Regions from separate parts of the Mus musculus genome. Here region 2 is linked to region 1. Evidence: chromatin loops called from intact Hi-C (ENCODE). Cell type or tissue: left cerebral cortex. All regions are shown on one strand. Links, peaks and the distances in the headings refer to the core of each region. The heading gives the core; the rest is flanking DNA.

Region 1 (6,500 bases), core at 4,001-6,500:
GTAGGATGAGCATTCTTTTGACTTACTTCCTGAGAGGCAGCATGGAGCAGGATCTGTCCATTCTTCTCTGACTCCATCTTGCAACGAATGAGAGGTCAAGAGCATGAAACTGCCTCTTCTGTAGGAAGGAGGACAGCATCTTGCCTTGGGCTAAGGTCCTATTCCCAGGTGTCTTAACTCACTGGTTACATTTGGCTCTGCTTGACTGTGTCTGTGTCACTATAGTTCAACCAGTAGAGTGGATGACTTGGGTCAGTCTTCCAGGATAGTGGCTTCACAAACCAACCTACTCTAGGACTTAAAGCTGTTCCATTAGGGAAGAAACTGCAGAGCCAACTCATCTGGCTTGAGGAACTGTTGGGTCTCAAAGTTCTGACACAGAAACTCAAGACCAGCAAGAACACAACATTTCCCCTTCTCCTCCCTATTATGTCCTCCCATAGTAGTATGGCCCTTGAAGGGTTAATGGTGGCCCCAAGCATCATCTGCATTACATTTTCCAAGAAGGATGGTTTGAGTCCAAAGGCCTCTTTGATCACTAAGTGTTTTCTGTGTCAGGCATGAGACAGGAACTTTTGTACATTGGAGGCCATCTTGGGCCATGTGGCAAGATCCTGTCTCAAATATGTAAAATAGCCAGGCAGTGGTGGTGCACACCTTTAATCCCAGCACTCGGAGGCAGAGGCAGGCAGATCTCTGAGTTCCAGGCCAACCTGGTCTACAGATCTAGTTCCAGGACAGCCAGCGCTGCACAGAGAAACCCTGTCACAAAACAACAACAACGACGACAATGACAACAACAGCCTCCTGAAATATGTAAATAAACAAAAATATATTCCAGAAATCTATCAAGAACAGTGTTGTTTTACGTCATTGCATTTTTGCCACACTTATTCTACACCCACGGATGTAACAAATCTTAGCTGTAAAAACAGGTCGCCTCTGTGCTGAGCGTGGACAGACAACTCTTGTCATTATGCCAAAAACAATAGACTGCAAAGTGTTATCTATGCACCATTTATATCACATTAAATGTCACTCATAATCTGGAGGGGATTTACATTTTCAGAAGGACGTATGTGGTTTATAAGTGAATCTCACAATGTTTTATACAAGGGACTTGAAAAATCTGGTGTCCTGGGAAATGGTGCCAGGGAGGTCCTGTCCCCTCTCCTCCCACATACCACAGGGACTATTCTTTGTGATTAAGGTACATTTGAACTGGATTAAATAAAGCTACAGGCACTCCATTATTGCAACTTACATCATCAAAAAATTGCAGATATTTATTCTCTCTCTCTCTCTCTCTTTCTCTCTCTCTCTCTCTCTGTGTGTGTAGATGAGTGTGCCATGACACACATCTGGAGGTCAGAAGACAGCTTTCTAGGGTCCATTCTCTTCTTCCACCATGTGGGTCCCAGATCCTGAACTCAAATGATCAGGATTGTGGCAGAGACCTTTACGCACTGAGCCATCTCGCCAGCCCAGGAAACTTTTCTTTCTCATTCAAAACTTCTACTAATATTTGTAGGATATCAGTTTCCCTCAAAATATATTTTAATGCTTGACATAAACTCTCAGACCCTAATTTGAATATTCTATCTGTAAAATTAGACCAGGAATTACTGGCATGTGAGAAATTGATAAATATAACTGTTTTCTTGGAAAGTTTCTCTGCAACAGATAGATGATATACTCAATTGGATAATACAAGGGATTTAATAAACTAGATTCAAAGCTTTGAGGGAAACAAAAAGTTGCCGAGGATATTCCAACGTCCACTTAAACAGATGCAAGAATGAAGCAGATAAATTTCAGAACCAGAGAAAGAGAAAAACACCTGAATTGTAACTAGAGTTGAGGAATGCAGTCAGTCCTGCTAACCCTGGACGTTTGCTGCTCTCTCACATCTGTTGGTACTTCACACTCTCTCCAGGGAGATGGAAAGGGGTCACAGCGTTGTAGCCCAAATCATCACTCTCCCAGGGCAAATGAAAGATATTAAACACAGCTCCCACCACCTCATTCCATTCTAAATGTCCCCTGCAGTCCTCTTACTACAGCAATAGAGGGGCCATGGCATTGAGGCCAGGTAGTCTTGGATTGCTGTACAGTGTCTATCCTTAGTTGTTCGCATAAGCTTGGCATGAATATTTTAAAGTGATAACCAGGAGTCCATGATCACCTCGACTGCAGGATTCACAGTTCACTTCCTCTTTGAAAATGTCTGGCTGGTGCTTCCCCAGAGTTCCCCTACCAGGCGGTAGACTCTTTAGAAAATACTGATTCCAAACGCTTCCCTGAATCTTCTGACACCAGCCGCTGGAATTGAACTGGGGAACCCCTGACAGGGGGATTCTGACAACTCTGGCTCAGGGCTTTTCTCCACTCTGCATGCTGCTGAGTTGTTGGTACATTCACTTGATTCCTGATAATGGGCCTGGAGAAATTGGGGGAGTCACCGGAGGCAACCTGCGGGAGGCTTCGCTGCAAACATAGACTCAAAATTGGCCAACGTATGCTTAATCAACAATGATTAGCACCACTCTGAGGTAAGAGTGCTTCCCTCTGTATTGTTTTAAAACTGCTGTTGGCCTGATGGATGACGGGCACAGAGATGCTACAAAACTATGAATGGCATGCCACGTCTAGATGTCTTTGCACACTGAAACTCCCTTGGAATGCAGGGTACCTGGCTCATTCCCTTCCTCTCAACCCCCTACAGGTACACTCTTCCCAAACAGTTCCATCATGAAGACAAAGCAGGAGGCCATACGAGTGTGAGGAGGAACAAGTGGAGCTCCAGAGAGAGTATGAGAGCCCCAGCCTAGGAAGGAGTCAGTGCTCCACATGGAGCTACCCTTGCCCACACTCTCAGTTTGAATGGGTGAGAAGACTGGCACACAGCAGTGTCTGTGCACCTGTGTGCATGTCAAAGGCTTCCACACAGAGGGGCCACACATGTGAGGTCGAAGAACCCATGTTTAAGGAGCAGAGAACCTACATGGAGGAAGCAAAGACATGGAGCCTTTGCCGGAGAAGGACATCTAAGGGCAATGGGCACTGGTGGAACTGGGAGATGACCTCCAAGAAGGGAACTGATAAATTGGCAAATACACTGGGGATACAAAAACATCTCTCAGAGGATGGAATTATGAATACAAAAAAAGAATAAGCTCATGGTTTCAATAGACAGATTTAAACATACACCAACATGCACACACATATACACATTACATACACGTATAGAAATAATTCAAAGTTCTGTCCATTGAGAGGATCCAACAATGATGATACCTCAAAAGCCATGGCAACTATCACAAATCCTGGATCCTAAATGCCAGAGTCCATTGCAGACTCTCTTCGAGACTTGTCATCTCCCCACAATCAGCCCTTCCTCTCTGGGATAGAATTATAAGGCTGTGGCATTCTGTGGCATTGCAGCCCATTCCCCTAAAAGCTGCAAGATAAATGTATGGTCCTATCCAGTACCTGGCTCCTTGTCATGTAGGCTGTGTCAGACCAAATCATATAGTGGAGAACTTGCCACCAGCCCACCGAAGCACAAAGGTTAGGTATCGGCTTTGTTCAAGTGATTTCTCTGAAGGCACACCCCTCCTTTCTTCAGGTGCCCCCCCCCATTGTATTGTCCACAGTGGCTATCTTTTCTTCTCTTCAAGTTATCCTTAATAATACACAAGAAAGTAAAACTCAACAGGCTTCCTTGAGAGCCCAGGACAAGTGTTACTTGAACCTAATCTCAAAGAAACATTGGACAAAACCCAACTGAGAGCTGCTCTGTGAAATAATTACCCTGTATTGCAAACACCCAGGCCTTGAAAACAGAAACAGACAGAGGTGAAGATGAAGTGAGAAGCCAGCTGGGGCCTTCAGGACAGTTGGGACAACAGGAAAAGCTTGGTTGGTGTTTGCCTTAGTCACTGTTCTATTACTATGAAGAGACATCATGGCCAAGACAAGTCTTATAAAAGAAGGCCATTAATTGAGGGCTTGCTAATAGTTTTAGAGGGTTAGCCATTATCATCACGGTAGGAAGCAGACAGACATCTTGCTAGAGCAGTAGCTGAGAGTTTTACATCTTGATTGGTAGGCAGCAGGAAGAGAGAGTGAGGCAGGGCCTGGTTTGGGATTCCTCAAAGCCCATCCCCAGTGACACTCCTTCTCCAACAAGGCCATACCTTCTAATCCCTCCCAAGCGGTTCCACCAACTGGTGACCAAGCATTCAAACATGTGAGCCTGTGGTGACCATCCTCATTCAAACCATCACAGCATCCAAGGACTGTGAGTGGAAGACAGCGATGCTGCTTTCCTGACTTAGAAGTTTGCTCTGCTGTGATAGGTGTCTTTCTTGGGGTAATCAAAGGGCTTAAAAGGTGTTGAGTATCAGGCCCACTCACTCTCAAATAAGCGAGGAAGGTCTATGCTGTCTTTATATTTTGCTACAATTTTGTGATTGTTAAATGGAAAAAAAATTATCATAGGAGGGATAGGACCAGGAAGAGCTGGGGTCTACAATAACACATTCATGATACAGGTGTGTGTGTGTATATTTGTTTGTATATAGGGGTGGGTACAAGTAAGTATGTATAAGTGTGTTCATGGGTGTGTACAGCATGCACAGGTGTGTTCATGTAACACTTGCAAGCTGTTTTTTTCAGATCCAACTAATGAGAAATGTTTCATTTCTATGAAGTCAGTTTGCTATTTCGTCTAAATTTTTCTTTTCTTTTTTCCTTTTCTTTCTTTCTTTTTTTTTTTTAACATAAAGGACTTTTCACACAGATAATCAATGGGCATGACAGCCTCTAAAAAGACACATTCTGGTCTTTATTAAAATTCTAAAAGCCAGTCACAAATTCAACAGTCTGTCAACCAAACTCACGGTTTGCTTCTGTCCCTACTTTTACCATGGTGTAATTAGGATAAAAGTGGCCCGTCAGGTTGGCTCATGGTTAGTCAGGAAGCCTCTTGTCAGTTGAACTCAGTTGAGAGTTGTGGCTCTCTGGGGCATCATGTCCACTGCGTGCTGTAACATCCCACATTTCTCTGTTGCCCACCAGGCCTCTTCTGAGAGGCTGTCTTGAAAGCAGGCTGCTGGCATCTCAGGTCTCCTTGGGGTACTTCTCATGCTTAAGTTCTTCTTGACCAGAAGGAAAGATTTTAAACCAATTCAAACAGTTCCACTCCAGCCCCAGGTCTAAAAAGCTGTTCCCTTCGAGGTCAGCTGCTCACTGGTCATTTTGACCCTGATCCAAAACGACTTAGCAGAGTTCTCCAGCTCTGAGGTAGTGTCAGTCATAATAGGTTCTTTCTATGTTTTCCTTTCAGCGAGGAGCTTTCTGTCCATGGCTTGGTCCTCATGTGGCTGCCCTGGCTCAATGGACACTGTCTTGAATTGTACTCAATGGACATTCTATTTTTTTTCATGTCACAGTACTTACGATCCTTTCCAGGGCCTGATGCGGCTGCCCTGAAATCCTATCTTCTATTGCAGGGAACACTACACAATACTCTCCGGGACACGGCTGTGCTTGCCTCCGAGCTTCCAGTGCTGGGCACTCTTCTTTGTTTTGGCTCCCGAGTATAACCGCGTGATGTAGTTCATGCAACGCTTAGACTGGGGAGCTGAAAGAGACACACAGGAGAGATGAGCTCTGAACAGTGTTGCACCCGTGTATTTGAAGCTCCTCGGAGGTCATGCTTTAGTTATAAAACCCAACCTACAACAATCTCACGTATGTGAATGTTCTAAATACATTGTTGAGTCTTGGTTAAAAAAAAAAAAAAAAGCAACTTACATTACATAAGCAATACGCTAGCCAAACAGAAATAAAATACTCAACTGCAGAAAATAACACATTGTCTTCAGCAAAATCACATAGTAGAAAATAACAAGGCCTGTGGGAAACATTAGGTTGGGGCCGAACTCTCAAAGCCTGGAGCTGGAGATGACCGCAGACACTGATCTCTGGAAAGCCTAAAACAATGTGGCTGCAGTGTTGGGTTTGAGGCACTGAGGCAATGAGGATTATGCTAATTATCTTGGCTGTCAACATGATTGGACTGACAAACATCTAGAAAGTTCAGTAAAGCATGGTTCTTGGGTATCTGTTGTTTCTAGTGAGAGTGATGTACAGCCTGCGTGTGGGAAGCACCAACTGACAGGCAAGGGCCAGTGGGATAAAAGGAAGAAAAATGAGGAAGCCCATGAGCAACTGGGTTCTCGCTCTTCATTCACTTCCTGGCTGCCATGATGCAAACTTCCGCATTCCACCATATTCTCCCCACAACCGTGGACTGAGACCTTTGAAAGTCAGAGCTAATATAAAGCTGTCTTTCCTTTGTCTGTCCTTTGCTACAGCAGTGAAAACCAAACCAAACCTGACGAACACAGGAAGAAAATGGAAATCTGAGCCCAGGAGAAAAATCCTTCTGCCTATGAAGATGGAAGGCTCCCCCACGTCACCTTCTGCCTGCC
Region 2 (8,477 bases), core at 2,956-5,455, 130 kb before region 1:
AAGTTAGGACCGGAATTCAAGCAGGTCAGGAAGCAGGAGCTGATACAGAGGCCATGGAGGAATGGTACTTACTGGCTTGCTTCCCCTGGCTTGCTCAGCTTGCTTTCTTATAGAACCCAGGACTACCAGCCCAGGGATGGCACCACCCACAATGGGGCCCTCCCACCCTTGATCACGAATTGAGAAAATGCCTTACAGCTGGATCTCATGGAGGCATTTCCTCAAGGGAGGCGCCTTTCTCTGTGATAACTCCAGCTTATGTCAAGTTGACACACAAAACCAGCCAGTACACCTTGTATAGTTGATCAAAAGCTTATGACTAAGAAGGTCATATGCCTTAGTGGGGAACTTACTACTTTTGATGTGACTTATAGCCAAATTGCCTTCTAAACACTTATGTTTCTATGCACAGGATAGTGATGCTCTCATCCTGGGCCTGACGGTAAACAATTAATTCAGACTCTCACAATTGGTTAAGTGCTGGGAATGACTGTTGAGTGCTCAGCCCTAATCAGGTTATCTGCATCACTTCTCCAAGGCTTACGGAACATTGAGGAAGAAGGGGTGGGAAGGTAAGAGGAGTGTTACCAAGCTAGCTATGACTTGGTTGTTGTAATCACGAACACTCAGCAGCTGTGGCTACCTGCACAAGACGTAAATGAAGAACAAACAAAAAAGCATGAAATAAGCAGAGAGACTATATAGGAAGAAGTGGATCTGGGAGGGGTTAAGAGGGAATGATCGGAGTGCATATACCAATTCATATGTGTGCGAAATTGTCAAAAATTTAAAAATGAAAACTTATAAGAAGAGAGTCTTCTGATATTTTGTCCTACCGCAGATGCCCAGACCCTGGGACTACAAGGTAACAAACTCTGAGATAAGATAATAATATGCAAAATTGTGTCTGAGATGGAGCAATGGTCAATTCATACATTAGCAGGAGAAAGAAAAGCAAGGCTGCAGGCTGTGTAGCATTTGGAGGATGGGGAAGCAGCTAAGGGCTTAGAAAGGCATCCCAAGTACCAAGCGTTGGCTCAATTGAAATTGTTTCCTGGAAATATTAATCTAGCAATTACAGGTAGGGGAGTCTGGAATTCAGGGGGACGACAAAGTCATAATGATTCCAAAGTTAATAAGGAGATATTTGTGTAGGGGGAGGGGGCTGGACAGATGGCTCAGTGGTTAAGAGCACTGGCTGCTTTTCCAGAGGTCCTATCTATAATGGGCTCTAGCGCCTTCTTCTGTCATGCAGGCATACATGTAAATAGAGCACTCAAATAAATAAATAAATAAATAAATAAATAAATAAATAAATAAATCTTAAAAAAAAAAAAAGAAGTGAGATCTGGGGAGATGGCCCAGTGAGCTTGCCACGCAGGTGTGAGAACCGGAGGTTGGGTCCTCAGTACTCCCTCAGTACTCACAGAAAAGCCGGACACAATGGAATGCATCTGGGCTTTCAGAGCAGAGACCGGCAGACCCCCAGAACTCAGTGGCCAGCCAGCCTAGTCAAAATGGTGAATGGCGAAGCAACTGAGGAAGTCATTAGCCTGTGGCTCCCATAGGTGCCCCTGCACACACCTGTGCACACGCTCATATACCACATGCACACACTCCAAACTGTAAAAAGGAAAAGAAAGAAGGAAGAAAAGGAGGTGATCAGGGGCTGGCGAGATGGCTCAGTGGTTAAGAGCACCGACTGCTCTTCCGAAGGTCCTGAGTTCAAATCCCAGCAACCACATGGTGGCTCACAACCATCTGTAATGAGATCTGATGCTGTCTTCTGGAGTGTCTGAAGACAGCAATAGTGTAGTTACATATAATAAATAAATCTTTAAAAAAAAGGAGATGATCAGTCTTTGAATAGAGGGTGTGACAGAAAGTGACAATAAGAGCAGATAGGAGGAGACTGGGGATGTAGTTCAGTGTAGAACAGTTGTCCTGTATGCACAAGGCTGTCTGTACTCCTCAGTAGCCCAAATGACATATGCTACCTCTTAGCAGTCCAAGCAGGGGACATAGCTCCCCAGTAGTTTCCCCCCTGACCCTGGAGTTACCTCCAGGTGGGTGTCAGCTGCTGTGATAGAATCAGAGCTTCAGTATTTTTCATTTTATTCACTATGTGTGTGCGAGTGTGTGCACACCTGTCACAGTGTGCCTGTGGCAGTCAGAGAATAAACTAAGGGACACAGTTCTCTCCTTCCACCATGTGATTGCTGGGGACTGAACTCAGATTGTCAGGCTGGTCATCTGGCCAGCCCCAGCCAGCCCCAGCTAGCCCCAGCCAGCTCCAGTCAGCCCCAGATTACCACTTTTTTTAAAACCTATTTATTTATTGTGTATACATCATTCTAGCTGCATGTATGCCTCCAAGTCAGAAGATTATTGTAGGTGTTATTACATATCTCATTATAGATGGTTGTGAGCCACCGTGTGGTTGCTGGGAATTGAACTCAGGACCTCTGGAAGAAGAGCCAGTGCTCTTAACCACTGAGCCATTTCTCCAGTCCAGGTCAGAGCTTTCAAATCAGTGACTTGTTGGCAGTCGGTTCCTTCACTAGCATTTATGGAGGTCTCAGCACTAAACTCACGGCATCAGCACCACCATGGTTTGTGCCCTTAATTCTGTACAGTACATTCAGCTTGTGTGGTGTGAAGGTTTGGGGGTGCAGGAAGAGCAGAGGTGTGGGACTCTTGTCAGCCTTTTGAGTTCAGTCTACATGTGACCTCTGCCCTTCAATTTCTAGGTAGCTCAGGGACAGTAATTGCACCTATATGATGGAATCTCTGTGAGGATTAAATGTGTTAATGGGAAAATGCAAAGGGAACAGTGCCAGGCCTGCCGTAAGTGTCTGATGTTATGCTCAGGACAAGGCTCTTTCTCAAGGGCAGTCTGTCACCAGATTGATACGGTCCAGCACGACATAGCAATAAGAGGCAAGGAAACAGGGAACAGAAAGAATTCTAAGCTGGGGTGACTCTTACAGAGACCTCGCCTGTCATTGAGGCAGATTCTTTCTACTGAATCAGGGTCTTGTCGGTTTCTAGGGCTCACCAGGGTTTCATTTTCTTCCCTCTCCCACAAGAATATGTCAAACCCACCTCGATTTTCCAGGCCTTTGGATAGCCTCAGAGTGTGCAAGATGCAGTGCCCCCCATGTAATTTTGAAGGTAACCTTTATCCACATCTAGCTCTGACGATCTGCCAGGGATTAAAATCTTTGCCTGGGACAAATGAGACTAGGTGTCTTATGGAAAGAAAAACAAAGACAAATTTCACCCCTGTCTGGACACAGATATACGTTAGCCTGTGAAGCACGCGAGCCTCAGAGATACACTCTTTCTTGTTCATTTAAGGGAAAAATGATCAGCAAGAAATCAATTAGCATCTTCTACGAGCAGGTCCTAAGCCCTTGGTACCCATTCTTTTATCCCCTCCTCTGCATACAAGCAGCATCTGTTCTGGGGATCTTGTCCTAATTGGGTCCAACCTGTTATCATTTGCTTGGCAAAGCCCCAAGAGAGCTCTTCCTTTGTCTCCAGCCCAGAGGAAGGCCATGGGGGATGACTGGCCAAAGGAATCAGGGGTCAGATGCAGAAATGACATCCATACATCTGAGACACTGATTTGCGTGCAACAAAAATAGTTTTTACTTAAGTTTCATATGGTCAATGATTTATGTAGGCTGACCTGATCACTGCAGTGGCCCAAGTTAGGGACTATAATTAATTCCATTTGGTTATATTAAAGAACAAGGGCAATGGTGGCTTTAAAAGGCTAAGGACTTGCCTGAGGTAGCAAACAGAAGGGAAGCCAAAACTTAGGCCCTGACTCTCCTGCTCTGGCCTCTGCACCCAGAAGTACTGTGCTGCACAGGCAGGTCTCATGTCCACAGATTCAAGCCAGTAAAGACTGAAAATATTTAATTTTTCTCAACAGTGCTTAGGAAGGAACCTAGGGTCTTCTTTCTTCTGTGTATGTATGTGTGTGTGATGTATGGGTAGATGTGATGTATGGGGGTGAATGTGTGCTTCTGTGTGATATGTGTGTTCACGTGTGTGATGTGTGCATGTATGGGTGTGTGTGATGTATGGGTAGGTATGATGTATGGGTGTGCAAGTGTGTCTCTGTGTGTGATATGTGTGTGCATGTGTGGGTGTGTGGATGTGTGTGATGTGTGGGTAGTTGTGATGTATGGATGTATGGATGTGTGTGTGTGATATGTGGCACTGGTATGTGGAAGTCAGAGGAGTTTCTTCTCTTCTTCCACCATGGGGTTCAGGAATTGAACACAGGTCTTTGCACTGATACAGCAAGTGACATTTTGTTGGCTCAGAACCCCAGGATCTTATGCAAGCCAAGTAAACATATTACCACTGAGCTATACCCACAATGATCAGATTGAAAAATACTTGAAAAAATTCACTTGAACTAAATACTAAATGTGTTTGATTTTTTTGTTGTTGTTGTTGTGTTTACCCCACACCACTATTTAATTTTGTATTTCTCACTCGGTCCCTGCCTCTCCCCCCCTCTCTCCCAATGATTGTGTGTGTACTTGTGTATCATACTTCATTGTGAGGAGTGCACATGCCATGGTATACAGTGGAGGTCTCAGGACAGTTTGTGGGAGCTAGCTCTCTCCTTGCAGGTCTCAGGGATCGAACTCAGGTGGTCTGGCTGAGTGGCAAGTGCCTTGACTTGCTGAGCCATCTTTCAAAGTCTGGCTTATTTAAAAATTAAAAACAATTCTAATCAGCATATAAGAATTAGGGCTCATTATGGCATTTTTATGTGTAATTTGGTTTTCTTAATCCTCATATTCCTCTTCTTCCCATCTCTTCCACGTATTCCTCCCTTTCCAGTGGCTTCTTCTCTTCTTTCCTTTAAATGTTTGATTTCTGCCTTCCTTCCTCAACATCTTGCCCCATCTCACAGCCCCCTCTCTGGTTTTACATCTTGTCACCATGCTTTCAGCGATACAATAAACATAACCAGTTGTTTAGCATTTGCATTAAATTAGGCATTGTACGCAATCTAGGGGTAAGGTCATGGTGCTGTATGCCTGTCATCCCGGCACTTGGGAGGCGAATGCAGAAAGATTATAAGTTAGAGGCCAGCCTAGGCTATATAGTGATTTTCTGGCCAGCTTTGTCTATAGAATAAAAGCTTGCTTCAAAACAAACAAGCAAACAAGCAAACCATGTGTATGTAGACCATGCATCATCCTATGAACTGGACACAAACATCCTTGGATGTTGTGTGTGCAGGGACAGATTTGTCATGGACACCAAGCATCAACTGACTGCATCTCACCTCTGCTGCCCCTTGGCTGCACTTAGAGAGCTAAGTTGACTGCCGCACTGGAGCAAAGGTTCAATCCAGATGCTGGTGCTGTAATAAACCCCAAGCCTTCTCTGCGGTCTGCCTGTTATCTGCAGGGAGCTTAGATGTGCCCTAGAGACGGAGGGTCCTGATGGTGCAGAGTGGGGCTTAGCTGCAGCGGAGGGGTGCTTAGTCACGAGAAGGTGCCTCTGGGCAGCTCTGCCTCAGAAGGCTCAAGATGGGTATGTAACTAAGATGCCAAAGGCAGATTAATATCGGCCATTAGAGGAAAAGGCCTGAGCCCAAGCCCAGAGTCTTAAGTAAGACATGCCAGATCTCTCACAGCAGAGCCTTGTGGGAATCCAGGAACTCTTTTCCTGAATGAGGGCTGACATTTCCTCTCATATGGCAGCAACCATCTACCTGAGCCAGACTATTAGAGTGCAGCACTTTCCCAAATGGGCAACCTGCAACCTGCTTGGGTTCAAGTCCAGATGCCACATTGAGATTCTTCCACTTCTTTTTTTCTTTTTTCCTTTTTAGTTTTTCGAGACAGGGTTTCTCTGTAGCCCTGGCTGTCCTGGAACTCACTTTGTAGACCAGGCTGGCCTCGAACTCAGAAATCTGCCTGCCTCTGCCTCCCGAGTGCTGGGATTAAAGGCATTTGCCACCACGCCCGGCGATTCTTCCATTTCTTATAGCCCATGGCTGCTCATTCAAATGTCCGCGGGAACCAGACAAGTGAAATCAGCAAATAGGAGAGGAAGAGTCCAAGTGAGCTATGCAGCTTGCTGTAGCCTGTGCTGCACCTTCTGCTTGACAATGAGTAATAGTAGCTATGTAATGATTTATATAGCTATATATATATACTCATTTATATAGTATATACAATAGCTATATAATGATTTTAAATAATGTAAAATTAACATATGATACATACACATATACATATATACACATATATGTATATATATATATGCACACATATATGTATGTATATATTGTTTTGTTTTTGTTGTTTACTTTGCTTTTGTTTCTTGAGGCAGGGCTTTTCTGTGTGTCCCTGTCTGTCCTGGTACTCTTTTTTTTTTTAACTTATTTATTTTAATTATGTGAGCACACTGTAGCTGTCACCAGAACAGAAGAGGGTGTCGGATCCCATTACAGATGGTTGTGAGCCACCATGTGGTTGCTGGGAACTGAACTCAGGACCGTTGGAAGCATAGTCAGTGCTCTTAACTGCTGAGCCATCTCTTCAACTCCTGGTACTCTTCCTATAGACCAGACTGACCACAAACTCAAGAGATCCACTTGCCTCTGCCTCCTGAGTGCTGGGACTAAAGGCATGTGCCACCATTACCTGGCTTTGCATTTGATATTTTATGAAGAGCATTCTGGTTGCTCCTCATCCTTTTGAAACAAGGTGGCTCTAGCTAGCACTGACATCGCCATCTTTGTCCTATGAGGCAGGTGTCACGATCCCTGGATTATAAATGGGAAATGGGTGGAACAACAATATGAACTAACCAGTACCCCCAGAGCATCTTGTCTCTAGCCGCATATATAGCAGAAAATGGCCTAGTCAGCCATCACTGGAAAGAGAGGCTCCTTGGTCTTGCAAACTTTATATGCCCCAGTACAGGGGAACGCCAGGGCCAAGAAGTGGGAGTGGGTGGGTAGGGGAGTGGCGCGGGGGGTGTGAAGGTATGGGGGACTTTTGCGATAGCATTTGAAATGTAAATGAAGAAAATACTTAATAAAAAATTGGAAAAAGGAAAAAAAAAGGAAATTGAGGTGCACAGGGGTCAAATGACTTGCCCATAGTCACACAGCTCAGTGCAGTTCCAGAACTTAAACCCGTATCATCATGCCCTATCTAACAGCTGTGCCCTTGCTGTGGTACCTGGCACGTAGCCCTGGCATCTGCGAGCCATCACTTATATCACCACACTAAATGCCATGGGGGAGGAGATTGGGGTGAGGACTCCCCTGGTACTGGCTGTGCAAGCCTGAGGGTCTGAGTTCAGATTCCTCAGAACCTATGTAAAACAAGATGTAGAATTGCATACCTGTAGTCCCAACGCTCATACGGTGTGATGGAGAATGAAGGTAGCAAGATGAGAGGTGGGATAAGAGAATCCCCAGAAGTTTGTGGGAGAGTTGGCCTGGTGTACTCAGTGCTAGACAGCAAGGACCCTGTCTCAGACAAAGTGGAAGGAGAATGACAGGTGAGGTTGTCCTTTGACCTACATACATGTGCTATAACACACACAAACATACACCACACACACTCACATATACACACTCACAGAACACACTCACATATATACTCCATACACTCACATACACCCTCACACACATACGTACCCCACACACTCACACACACACCACAACTCATGCATACATACTCACACACCCTCACACCCTCACATACACACACCACACACTCATATACACACATATACACACCACACAGTCACACATCACACACTCACACACACACACACACACACACACACACACACACTCCCCCATACACTTTCTAACTCTCTCTCTCACACACGCATACGCGCACATGCACACGCGCGCGCACACACACACACAGAGGCACACACAATGCACTCTCCACGGGAAGTACAGAGAACAACCTGACTAGACATTCCTTATACCTGAAGTGGAGCGACAAGACCCTCACAGGCCAGTGAGTCCACAGTGGAAGGAATGTGGCCACCGATTCAGTCGGAAAGGAGAAGTGAGGTTTTGTGCACAAAAGATCTGGGACACACCGATCAAACAGAGAAAACAAAGAGAATATGCATCTGCCCTGCTCAGCCCATTCTCTGTCTATTTGTCTCCTGGACTCTCAGTCTTAGGTGCTACAAAAAGTCCCCTCTTTTACTCACATGCGTGTGTGTGTGTGTGTGTGTGTGTGTGTGTGTGTGTGTGTTGCTGAGGGTTGAGGAGTTGATGCCTAGTCTCTCTTCAGCATTCTTTGCCATTTTAATTTGTTAAGTTTCCTAATTGCCTAACTACTCCTGAGCAGCAAGCTACGTGGGAATGCTGGGGCTGGTGTGTTCCCTTTCTTCTCCTTCCCCAGCGTTGCTCCCCCCCATGCTAATTCAAGAGGGCCCAGCAGCCTGCATCAGAC

The links. A loop is a pair of places that touch in the nucleus more often than their neighbours do. Peaks named below come from ENCODE experiments on the same cell type or tissue, not always from the same donor. Only the 100,000 strongest peaks of a DNase experiment are listed, where the experiment ranks them.
Region 2: a loop joins it to region 1, with 2.2 times the contacts of the local background. A loop is called at or near these places in 30 of 42 quality-filtered maps.

Annotation. Positions count from the first base shown.
Region 1 is chr9:40,967,991-40,974,490 of GRCm38, forward strand. Crtam (cytotoxic and regulatory T cell molecule) reads right to left here. Exons shown (of 10, transcript NM_001281954.1): 10 at 4,808-5,647. The coding sequence ends at 5,523. Among named protein-coding and RNA genes, the nearest start is that of Jhy, 8.2 kb to the left of the region's middle. In left cerebral cortex, for the core only: no CTCF peak of the experiment used is centred there; a DNase peak (open chromatin) is centred at 5,539; H3K27ac peaks cover 272 bases.
Region 2 is chr9:40,843,208-40,851,684 of GRCm38, forward strand. No RefSeq gene overlaps it. Among named protein-coding and RNA genes, the nearest start is that of Bsx, 27 kb to the right of the region's middle. In left cerebral cortex, for the core only: no CTCF peak of the experiment used is centred there; no DNase peak of the experiment used is centred there.